3 separate regions of the Homo sapiens genome follow, and all the other regions are linked to region 1. The links are chromatin contacts, found by Hi-C or POLR2A ChIA-PET in ENCODE. All regions are on one chromosome and are shown on one strand. Each heading gives the region's core, a stretch centred on a gene start or an enhancer-like site at or near the end of the contact. The rest is flanking DNA. Distances are from core to core; before and after follow the strand shown.

Region 1 (3,857 bases), core at 559-3,058:
TTTGCCCATTCAGTGTGATACTGGCTGTGGGTTTGTCATAAGTAGCTCTTATTATTTTGAGATACATTCCATCAATACCTAGTTTATTGAGAGTTTTTAGCATGAAGTCGTGTTGAATTTTATCAAAGGCCTTTTCTGCATCTATTGAGATAATCATGTCATGTAGTTTTTGTGATTGGTTTTGTTTATGTGATGGATTACGATTATTGATTTGCATATGTTGAACCAGCCTTGCGTCCCGGGGATAAAGCCAACTTGATTGTGGTGGATAAGCTTTTTGACATGCTGCTGGATTCAGTTTGCCAGTATTTTATTGAGGATTTTTGCGTTGGTGTTCATCAGGGATATGGGCCTGAAATTTTCTTTTTTTGTTGTGTCTCTGCCAGGTTTTGGTATCAGGATGATGCTGGCCTCATAAAATGAGTTAGGGAGGAGTCCCTCTTTTCTATTGTTTGGAATAGTTTCAAAAGGAATGTTAGCAGCTCCTCCTTGTAGTGGGAGGTATCATTCTTAATCTGGAGGGATAGGAAGCTTGAAGGCCGTTGCAGGAGTCCAGGAATGAATCAAGTGTTAGTGCTTGGTTTTCACAGATTGGTGGTGCCTAGCGTTTTGTGTGGCAGCAGCCAAAACTTTGTGGTTCCTGATTTCATAATTATAGATTTACATGTGATTAATAAGTGTGACAATTCAAACAGCAGGGGTTGTCATTTCAGAATAAGTGGTTGTTCTCAGAGAGGAATCTCATATGAGGGATCCATTTCCCAGGAAGTAGATGGAACCAATTGCTGGGCATGAGTACGTCTCTGATATCGACTATACAAATGATTATACAATGAAACACTATCTGGCCCACAGGTAGGGTTTTACTGTACTTTATTTCAGGTTCTGGAGTCAGAATCGGGTTTATTCTAATGTCTCCCCGGCAGTCAATAATTTGAGCCCCTTTCATTACTGTTAAGGCTGCAGCGGCTATCTTCAGAGCCTGTCAGGCTATGAGTAACTTGAGCTATGCAACGTGAAACCAGAAAGCACTAGTAAAGTACTTGTGAGTTCTAGAAATTTGACTTTTTTTTTTTTTTTTTTTGAGAAATTTAGGCCAGTGTGGTGACTCAAGCCTATAACCCCAGCACTTTGGGAGGCTGAGGCCGGAGGATCATTTGAGCCTGGGAGTTTGCGTTAGCCTGCCCCACATAGCAAGACCTTGTCTCTGCAAAAAAACCCCTAACATTTAAAAATAGCAGGGTGTGGCGGTGCACACCTGTAGTCTCGGCTACTGGAGAGGCTGAAGCGAGAGGATCACTTGAGCTCAGGAGTTCGAGGCTGCAGTGAGCTATGATTGCACCACTGCATTCCAGCCTGGGTGACAGAGCAAGACCCTCTCTCTTAAAAAAATAAAGGAAAAATGTACACTTAGCAGGGAAGTTGATTTAACCTAGTGAGAGCCTTAAGAGGTTTTGACTAGGACTCAAAAGAGTTTGGTTCTGACTCTACCAACCAGCTATGTGACCTTGAGGAAGTCACACTGTTTCCTCTTTACCAAAACGAGGGGACTGGACAAGACGGCCTGTGGTATTCTCAGAATCTTACGAAATGGAATAATATATACATAGATGGGTTTCCGTCAGTGTGGCCCTAAAGACAGGCCTCTCTGATCCTGTCTCTCTCTTCCAAGGCTCCTTCTTCACCCAGTAGGCTTCATTCTCTTTTCTGAGTCCTACCTCTGTGTCTTCACATGCGACAGCCACTATTACCCTGGCACTTTCCTTGTGTGTGTGTCACAGCCCTAGCGAGTTTCCTGCGGGGAAGGGCATTCCCAGCGCGGAGTGACTCCTTAGCCTGGCTCCTGGCCTGTCCTCAGCAAACCGCGGGTAGGGTGTGCCCCTGGTGGCCAGCCGAGGAACAGCAGTCGCCCCTGGAGGTCGGGAACTGCATCCACTTGAGCGGTCCCAAGCCACGGGTCAGAGAGGATTCGATGGTGGTGTTCTTTGCAGAAATGTTTCCCTTTCTGAGACAAACTAAAACTTTGTCTATCCTTTCGTCCTGTTATTTCTTTCCTATCAAGTGTGTAAGAATGTACATTTGACAGTGCATTCTAAAAGAGGTGAGAGTTAAAATGTTTCAAAATAAAGAGACAGTGACTTTGTTGTTTGAAAAATCAGTGCTTATATCTAAATTTGAGCAGACTTGCTGCTGTAACTCTTCAGACAAGTTGGCGTTGACGCTTGAGCCCTTTGTAGAGGATGATGAGTAAAGCTGAACATTGAGCATTGTCAAGTGACTTCTTCCCTTTTCCGCCTTCAAGGGCGTTTTGGGGCTGGCCTTGCAGGATTGATTTGTTGGCTGCTTTGAGACTTGTGTCCATTGTTTTGAGCACATCCCTTGGGAGAGTAAATGATAGATTCCAAAGGGGTGCTTTTCAGACCAGCGCCCCCACCGAGAAGATGCACCCTCAGCCCTGTGCCCCAGGGGCACGTGAGGGAACTGAGCAAGCACCTGCAGCCTAAGGAGGAAGGCCCCGGGGCACACAGAAACCAGGCGAGGTTTGTCACTGGGTGATAGGGTAAGCCTGGGTATCAAGGAATGAAAAAAAGGAGCAAATCGAGGAGTTGTCTCCTGAGCTCAGAGGGGCCACAGGTGGGGCAGCCCCATCACCACTGTGTGCTGGTCCTCCTGCCGTGTGCCTGGCCCTGCTTAAGAACTCCTGGAGGCCAGGGAGGGTGGAATGGTATCTCCCCGCCAATGGGGTCTAGCCTGCTGTTGGCATGGGAAAGGGAGGGTTTGGGGAATGCCTGTTGGGCGAGTGAAGAATGAGTGAATGAACGATTGAATGGAATAGCCCTGAGAAGGAGAATTCCTAAACTGTGATGGAGAAAGGTAGAAATGAGCGTGGTCGGTGTTGGGGAGAGGTCCCCACCCTGCCTCCTTGGCAGTTTGTAGGAATCAGCTGGCCTCATGAAAGTGTGCTGCCTGCTGTAAGGGGCAATTTCCTAATCTTCAAGGGCAGGGCAGGGCAGGCTGTCACAGTTCCTCAGTGTCCAGTTTCTTGGGGGCTACGTGGGCTACAGTCTGGCAAGGATTTGCTCCTCCACAGGGGGTCTTAAGAACAACTGAGATGAAAAGAGTTGTGGTTTGGGGGACTGCGAGGGAACATGAGCCAGAATCCATACTTGAGGTGCAGCTCAGAAATAGCAGCGGCATCAATTGGCATCTCAGGAGCTGATGTTTTGATTCTGCCGTCACCTCTTTGAACTCTGTGCATCGATTTGCACGATGCAGATAAACAGCAGCTTTGGTGCTGTGTTTGTTAGGGCTCAGGGTCAGTGCAGGCTGCTCTCCTTGGGAGGCGAGACCTTCTGGAGAGGGGTTTTCTGATGAGTATTAAAAGCCAAGTCCCCTGTTGCCCCAGGTTTGCTGGAATTGTCCCCCAAACACAGGGCTGAGAAGGAGTAAAAATAATTCAGATTGCCAACTGGTATTTCAAATCCCACTTCATATTTCAGTGTCTGAAGAAAACCACATTTCTCTGAATTTCAACATTTCATCCTTGATCTTTTGGCTTTCAAATTTATACCTTTAATGTAAGAGAACTGAATCAGCTATTTTTTCATTCTCTCGATAAATCACTTGTTCCCGTTTTGTGTATAGTTTTCAGAACGCCTCCACGATCCTTCCAGTAGGAACATGTTGGCAACGGCGATCGGTGTTGATAAAGCCTTGGGTCCTGTGTCCTCTGCCCTTCCTGCCTGTCTCAGAACAGCAGCCATTAACAATTGAGGGCAGATGCTTTTTTCTACTTTCTTCTACTTTTGGGGCAACTTCCTGACTTTATTTTCTAACTCCTCCATGAAATTTTAATT
Region 2 (3,857 bases), core at 1,358-3,857, 180 kb after region 1:
GGAAAGAACTTGAACAATAATTATTAAGATACATAATAAAGTGCTATGGTAGAGGTACGTGCCAGGGATTATGGGAATAGAGGGAGTGGGCTGGTTATTTAGACTAATCTGACTGCTGACATGTACTGATTTAGGCCTTTTAAAGAGTTTTTCATGAACAAAGATGTAGAATTTATATTGTTATTTGTTTAAAACCTGTAAGGAGATTTGGTTAGTTAAAAAATTCCCAATATCTTTGTAATGCAGAATGATATGGAACCTAGCAAAGCTGTTCCACTGAATGCATCTAAGCAAGATGGACCTATGCCAAAACCACACAGTGTTTCACTTAATGATACCGAAACAAGGAAACTAATGGAAGAGTGTAAAAGACTTCAGGGAGAAATGATGAAGCTATCAGAAGAAAATCGGCACCTGAGAGTAAGTTCTGTTGGTTGAAAATAAATTGATTGAAATGAAGGTATAGGACATGTGAGTGTTATTAGGCCATTTTAGCAATTAGCTTTTAAATTTTTGCTTGGTCAGTTCTTTCTTCTTTGCCCCAGTGCCTTTGCTCCCCACCCTACTCCTCTTTTAACAGTCTTCCCGTGGTTTCTCATTGCTGCAAGTTCCTTACTTTAGCACACATTCTAATTATTTGTGATCTGGCCTGCAGTATTGCCAGCTTCTGCTCTTGTTTCTCATGTCCTTCCCATTTTGTGCCCTAGTCATACTGAACTGCCTAGGATTGTGTTGTCCCACATCATAGCCATTAGTCACCTAGGGCTGTTGAGCACTGAAATGGGATTTGTTCAAATTGAGCTGTGCTGTTGAGTGTAAAATACTGATGTTGAAGAGTTAGTACAGAAAAAGGTAAAATCTTTTTTTTTTAATGGTTACATACTGAAATAGTAGTTTGGGTATATTGGGTTGAATCAAATATATTATTAAAATGAATTTTACCCATTTCTTTTTACTTTTTAAATGTACTGTTGGAAAATTTAACTTTACATACGGGGCTCACATTTGAAGCTCACATTGTATTTGCGTGGGGCAGCATTGGGCTGGAGTATGCTGGAGAAGCATCTGTTTATCACCCCTCTTTGCTTTAGTGTAAGCTCTTCACTGTGACTGGAAAGGCCCAGAACCCTGCCCCTCCCGACACAGCACATACACACATTGACGTTTTGCTACTACAGCATATAGCCTTTGCTGGGACCCTCTCCAAAAGAAGAAAAAAATCGATTTGTCATGTCTGCTTTGTGCCTCCACTATGCTGATCGCCTTCTACTGCTCTTACTTGTTAGAGGCCTTTCTCCCTCTAGTGGGCAGTAATTGCCTTGGTGGCAAGGGCAGTGCTTCATTTATCTCTGCATTCACCATACATGCATGTGGTAGTCATTCATGTATTTGATTGAATTAAATGGATGGCGAAGGAGGACTGATTTGAATATGTCTGAAATTTATGAATAATTTGTCTTTGACAAGTAATTACTTGTTTCAAGACCTAAATACCTATACGTTGCTCTCTAGGCTTTGTTTGAAGCTCTTTGCAGCAAAGTAGATGATACAAAAATGTATGTAACTAAAATAAGCTAAATGATGGGAGTTATTTGATTATTCCTTTTGTTAGGTGTATGTAGGAACTACACTCTAAATTAAAGGCACTGTGTTTTAAGTCGATCTGTGAACTCCTTTGCTGAAATGCTTTTTAAAGTGAATTTTTGTGTCTCTTCATGCTTGATGTTTCATAGTACCCCCTCGAGGGGTACCCGTCTGCTTCCAAGCACTTGTCTGGGTAGCGGAAAGAATATCTTTATTTCACACCTACACGCCATGGATCTTTTAAAGGATGTTGTTGGTTACTTTTACTTCATCTGCCATGACTTCCATAGTTCTGTTCTTTGATAAAGATGTGCTCCTTAGGGTGCTCAATAGATTTCTTTCAAAAGCCACTGTTTACCTCTGGCAGGGAGGGGAGAAGTGGAAACAGTGAGAATGACATAGATGGGGCAGGGCTGGAAAATAGGAAGAGTGAACCAGGGAAGTAGGTGAGAGAGACTTTATTCCTGGTTTCTACTCTTTTTATGCTAGTGTTCTGTATGAGATTTTATTTGAGAGATGATTCTGCTGCTGGAAAAGTAAAACAAAAAAGCTGGGCTGGGCGGGTGGCTCACACCGGTAATCCCAGCACTTTGGGAGGCTGAGGCGTGTGGATCACCTGAGGTCAGGAGTTCCAGACCAGCCTGGCCAACGTGGTGAAACCCCGTCTCTATTAAAAATACAAAAATTATCCGGGTGTGGTGGTGGGTGCCTGTAATCCCAGCTACTTGGGAGGCTGAGGCAGGAGAATCACTTGAACCCAGGAGGCAGAGGTTGCAGTGAGCGAGATCACGCCATTGTACTCCAGCCTGGGTGACGAGCAAAACATCGTCTCAAAAAAAAAAAAAAAACAAAACCCTTGAAGACCCACTGGCTTACAGAATTTCAGACCCTATACACAGGCCCACCATAATTTTTTGCCAGGTTCACTTTCTTGCTCCTGTCTGTTCACTATCCCTTTTAATTCCCCTAGCCCTGTGGTTCTTAATTCACACTGCATGTGAATCACCTAGTGAGCTTTAAAAAGTTACAGTTGACCAGGCTTGCCCCAGACCTAATGAGTCACAATCACAGGAGTATTAAAAGTTCTGTAGATGTTTGTGATGTGTAGCTGAAACTGAGAATTACTGTTTATATAGGACTAATTAGCATGAGACCAAAAAAACCCAACTCCAGAAAATCCAGTAATGCAAATAAAACTGTGCCATTAGGTGTACTCTTTTAGTTAGTGTTTATTTATAAGCACAATAAAGGAATCATGGGAGAAAATATTGCCTTGTACTGAAAAAAGTAAAAAACTGTCCTGCCATTTATCAGATTGGTTAACAGACAGAGATAAAGACAACTGTGTAGTTAACAGGTATTAGTATTTTTCCCAAGGTTCACATTGCACACAGTGTCATAACAACCTCCTGCTTGGAGTGACTTCTGCTTTCTTCTGAGAAACCTTCTGCTCTAAAGACATAGTGCTGTGTGAAGCCATATCAGCAAGAATGAAGCAGCCTACTCTTGACTGGAGGATCTAAGTCATTTTGACACAGAGAAGCACCCTCATTTTCCAGTCCAGGTGCAGAGCTTCAGATAAGGGTTTCCTATGTACATTTCTCATCTAAATTTGTAGTTTCTGAAGAAACAGTATTCTTTCTCTGCTTTGCAGTCGAGACCTGGTGCTACCACTTTACACACAGCCCTCTGCTTTGCTTTGAGCATATAAAAACACTGTTACTTAAATTTCACGCTAAACTGTTTCCTTCCCCCAAATTCTGTGATACCATATCTCTGTTTACGGCAAGAACACCCTTTTGTGCCTCTGCTGTTCCGGTTCCTTAGTTGCAGTGTGTCAGTAAACCCAAATGGCAGACTACAGGTCTGGGTAGTTTTTGGCTGATTGGGCTAGGACGGATGTAACTGATTTTAAATACCATGGGCCACCTTGGAAGTACTCTTCTTTAATTATATTTTTAGTGGGATTTAAAAAAAGGTAAATATAGCCTATCTAACTTTTGCTTTTTAGGAATACATTTCTCAGCTCCAGTTTTAAAAAATCAGTGTTATTGAGGTATAATTTATATCCCATGGAGACACCCACTGTGAGTGTACAATTCATTGATACATAGAACTTTGTAACCATCACTATAGTTCAGTTTTAGAATGTCTATCACCCCCGGAAAGTTTCCTTATGTGGTTAGCAGTTAATCCCCTTTTCCGTCCCCAGCCATAGGCAACCACTAATCTACTTTCCGTCCCTATAGATTTTTAGCTCCAGTAGTCTCGTT
Region 3 (3,857 bases), core at 846-3,345, 180 kb before region 1:
AAGGCTTATGTAAACATTTAACACATTCCCATTAAAATGAACTGTTCATCAAAAGATGAGCTTGTCTAAAAATTAAAAAATAGGGCTTGCTGAGATGCCAAAAAGTCTGTCAGAGGTAGAAAATATACTTTAATAAAGATAATAGATTTAAGGGAAAAAGTTTTAAGATTTTTGGATGGTTTCTAAAATCAAGTATAAAAATATGTTTAATATTACCTTAAAATAGTTTTATGTGTTAAGTTTTAAGTATATTTTACTACAACAAAAGATATATTTATAAAAACTTTAACATCACCATTTTCTAAGCCTTAAATCAAGTTTACCTCTTTCTTAAGCAGACTTTCTTATCTTCACTTTGGAGATAAACCAGCTTTAGTTTTACAAATGGTTAATCAACATTTTTTTGCAAGTGAGAAACCACACAGAAAGCAAGCTTTCTATAGTTGCCTAAAATAATTTACAGCCTCCTCCATCTCTTTTAATGTATTCAAAATTATTCTATATATTTTTATTAATCCTAAAATATTACTATACATGATGCAAAACAATGTTTTTAGATTTGTTTTGATGAGAAATTTCTAAAATTAAACTAAATGAGCCCACTGTAAAATGTCCAGGTCTCAGTAACAAATTTTACTTTTGTTGTCACTGATGGGTTTGATAATTACTTAGGAAATATTTTAAAGCTATCTCATATCACATTAACTTGTTCATTAGTTTTTAGAAACACAAATTTGATCAAAGAAGCCTTTCTAGAATAGAGTAAATTCACTTTCTCCACATATACCTGAATCATCGGCCAATCTGCTAATTCTTTCCAAAACAGCAATACAATCTCTTTCATCATCGCAGACTTCCCTCAAGGTATCGAGCAAACTCCGGGCCACCATTTGTCTACACAAAAAAAACAAAATTATGTATGTTCAATGGCATCAATAGCTAATATCCAGAATTTTAATTTTTTGAGACAGGGCCTCATTCCTGTTGCCCAGGCCGGAGTGTAATGGTGTGATCACGGCTAACTGCAGCATTGACTTCCCTGGCTCAGGTAATCCTCCCACCTCAGCCTCCTGAGTAGCTGAGACTACAGGCATGCACCACCACACCTGGCTAATTTTTAAATATCTTTAGTAGAGATGCTGTTTCACCATGTTGCCCAGGCTGGTCTCAAACTCCCGGGCTCAAGCAATCCACCTGCCTTGGCCTCCCAAAGTGCTGGGATTACAGGCATGAGTCACTGCACCTGGCCGATATCTAGAATTTTAAAAGACAAAATCTGTATATTTTTTAAGAAAATTTTTTCTTATTACATTATTAAAACATATATTAGGTCTATAATTTCCTAAGTGGCAAACGGCAGTATTGATTTTATTTTAACAAGATGAGACTGAATATTTACAACATTTTTTTTTAATCTTTATCTAACTGATTTGGTAAAAAGTCACCAAAAATTCATTTCAGTTGTCCTTCAATTATCACAATGAAAAAACACACTCATTCATTATACAAAATGTTACCCTTACATATTTTTAGTAGTATGAGTTTTGCATAGCTATACCCAAAAAATCTGAACCAAGACTTTTTGATTTCCCAGAAAAGTGTGATATAGGTGGTCTGGGATCATGGCTGGACAAACACAATGCAGTAGGAAGAGTGCTGGCTCTTGGTCACTGCTGTGTGACCCAATGATCTTGAGCATCACCCGTCATACAGCAGGTATACAACATCATGTGTTGAAGGAATAATGTACTTCCCAATAAGCAATTTATATGAATACCAAAATTATGTCCAGTGGCAGAAAAGCAATGGTAATTAATGGTAATTTTTTTTTTTGCAAAGAAAGCATGTTGTATGCTTACTAGGATCAAAGAATAAACAAGTACAAAACTGCTCATGCTGTGATTATGAATAAAACTTGGTGACTCAGATTGTGCCTGTTAATAATACCTCCTTTAAAGTGGATACTTTCATTTTCCCTACTGAAGTTAATAAAACCACCCTTCCACTTCCACTTTAACAAAAAGAATATGCACATACCTGTTAAATATGTTCTCACTTGCAGCATACTTGTCCAATCTCCCCAGGGGCGTCAACATTTCATCTTGTGAGACAAAGTCCAGGGCTGAAGGTATAATAATCACATCAGACTCTGAGCTGTAGTCATCCACACCAACTATCAGAGACATCAGAAATACTCCTTATAACACTTTGAAACTAAAATGTACCCCTTGCCTGTCTGAAGCAGTACAAATCTGTTTCTGGAATGGTACAAAAAAAAAATCACAAGAGACTCTCAGAATCAATCCAGAAGCCACAAATAACTAAAAGATACCTCCTCTCCTTTTCCTACAGATATGTTCTACTTGGCTCTATAAGCACAAAGTTCTACTTGGCTCTAAAAGCACAAAGGTCAGAGGCTACAGAAACTCAGTATGCAGGAAAGTGACCAGTCTTGAGAACATGTTCAATCAAGACACTAACAACTTGTGAATAGGCACACAAAAAGTCAAGCACCAATATAGTTAGTCCTGCAATGTGGAAGATAAAGCTAATGAAACTGGTATCTAACTTCACTTAATAGAAGAAAGCTAAAAACATTAATATATTTACATTCATTAAACAAATATTTATTAAATACATTTGTGCCAAGTACTAGGGTAGATGCTGGAGAAACAACAATGAAAATACTAATGTTTCTGACTTCAAAGAGCTAATATTCTACAGAAAACAATCTACTTTAAAATGATCATTGTAATAAAAGTATGTATTAATACAAACTAAAAGGCCAGACACCCATTCAAGCTGCAGGAGAAGGAAGAGAAGACCAAGAAAGAATGGCTAAAAACTAACCAAAAGGTAATTATTTCAAAGGAACCAAGCAATGAGTGAAAGTATGATTAAACAGCATCTACTACCAAAGGAGTCAAGGAAGAACTGAAAGGTGCCCACTGAATTTGGTACTTTTGTGCCATGCTGTGTGACAAGGGCAATTTTCCATTGCATGAAAGCCGAGAAGCCAAACCTGACTGAAGAGGTAAAGGAAAATATAATAAAGTGAAGACAATGAATACAAAATATACTTTCCAGAACTGTGGCTGTGATATAGTAAACTGGATTAGATTACTAGCCAGGGCATTCAAGCAAAATAAAGATTATTTATTTTGTTCTGTTCCTAATGTTTAAAAGAAGACAGAGTTGCACATGGTTATATAATGAAAGTAAACAGTCAACAAATAAATATAAATTGAAGTTTTAGCAATAAGAAAATATTACTGATGGAAACACCATGGGGTTGGAAAGGATGCGATCCAGAGGTAAATCAGGGCCTTTCCCAAAGCCCTAAGAGCTTTCCAAGAAATTTTTATTATTATTTCCTGGCACTTCCTATTCTATCCCCTGCATTACTTGATTTACTTTCTCAATAGTGCCTGTCAACATCTGGTACGTATTAGTTGTTTTACTTATAGTCTGTCTCTCTAGAGTAAGTTATTGGCTCCATGAGGACAGAAATTTTTATCCCATACACTGCTTCATCTCCAGGATATTTCCAGGCACAAAGTAAGCATTTAAGTATTTTTGAAACAAATAAATCTGTTCATCACTCACAATGAGATTTTGTCGTTGCTCCTTTAGCTCTTAAGAGAGAAAAAGAAAACCACCTAAGAAACTCCTCCCAAATGTTGCTATATGAGAGACAGAAAAGATTCATCATTTCCTGATGAACTGTTATTGCTGTTAGGGCATTTTAAAATGCTTGTTTTTAAAGTAAATGTGTATATACCATGGGCCCATCTTACAGAACTGACTACTTTAAACAGATAACATTTTTACTCCCAACAGAACATTATCAAAAAGAG

What was found. Hi-C counts contacts between places; a loop is a spot of excess contacts on that map. ChIA-PET counts read pairs that join two places held with the same protein, here RNA polymerase II (POLR2A). Pooled maps may share reads with other maps.
Region 2: a map of endothelial cell of umbilical vein shows a loop between it and region 1 (2.7-fold over the local background). The contact joins two enhancer-like sites. A Hi-C loop is called at or near these places in 4 of 168 maps with a recorded cell type or tissue (HCT116, PC-9, endothelial cell of umbilical vein and 1 more) and 8 of 50 pooled maps. POLR2A ChIA-PET finds 5 or more read pairs at or near these places in 1 of 52 experiments (HEK293T).
Region 3: a pooled map shows a loop between it and region 1 (2.7-fold over the local background). The contact joins two enhancer-like sites. A Hi-C loop is called at or near these places in 2 of 168 maps with a recorded cell type or tissue (ovary and right cardiac atrium) and 3 of 50 pooled maps. POLR2A ChIA-PET finds 5 or more read pairs at or near these places in 1 of 52 experiments (activated T-cell).

The regions. Positions count from the first base shown.
Region 1 is chr18:9,769,788-9,773,644 of GRCh38, forward strand. The region is part of intron 1 of RAB31 (RAB31, member RAS oncogene family); the gene reads left to right. Among named protein-coding and RNA genes, the nearest start is that of RAB31, 63 kb to the left of the region's middle. RefSeq lists an enhancer at 1,578-1,627. Within about 2 kb of position 1,809, at least 19 of the 41 ENCODE cell types and tissues checked have a DNase peak (open chromatin) inside an H3K27ac peak, as active enhancers do.
Region 2 is chr18:9,950,149-9,954,005 of GRCh38, forward strand. VAPA (VAMP associated protein A) reads left to right here. Exons shown (of 6, transcript NM_194434.3): 5 at 247-420. Among named protein-coding and RNA genes, the nearest start is that of VAPA, 38 kb to the left of the region's middle. Within about 2 kb of position 2,608, at least 2 of the 41 ENCODE cell types and tissues checked have a DNase peak (open chromatin) inside an H3K27ac peak, as active enhancers do.
Region 3 is chr18:9,592,981-9,596,837 of GRCh38, forward strand. It overlaps PPP4R1 (protein phosphatase 4 regulatory subunit 1), which reads right to left. Exons shown (of 20, transcript NM_001042388.3): 3 at 2,038-2,173; 4 at 788-894. Among named protein-coding and RNA genes, the nearest start is that of PPP4R1, 20 kb to the right of the region's middle. Within about 2 kb of position 2,096, at least 3 of the 41 ENCODE cell types and tissues checked have a DNase peak (open chromatin) inside an H3K27ac peak, as active enhancers do.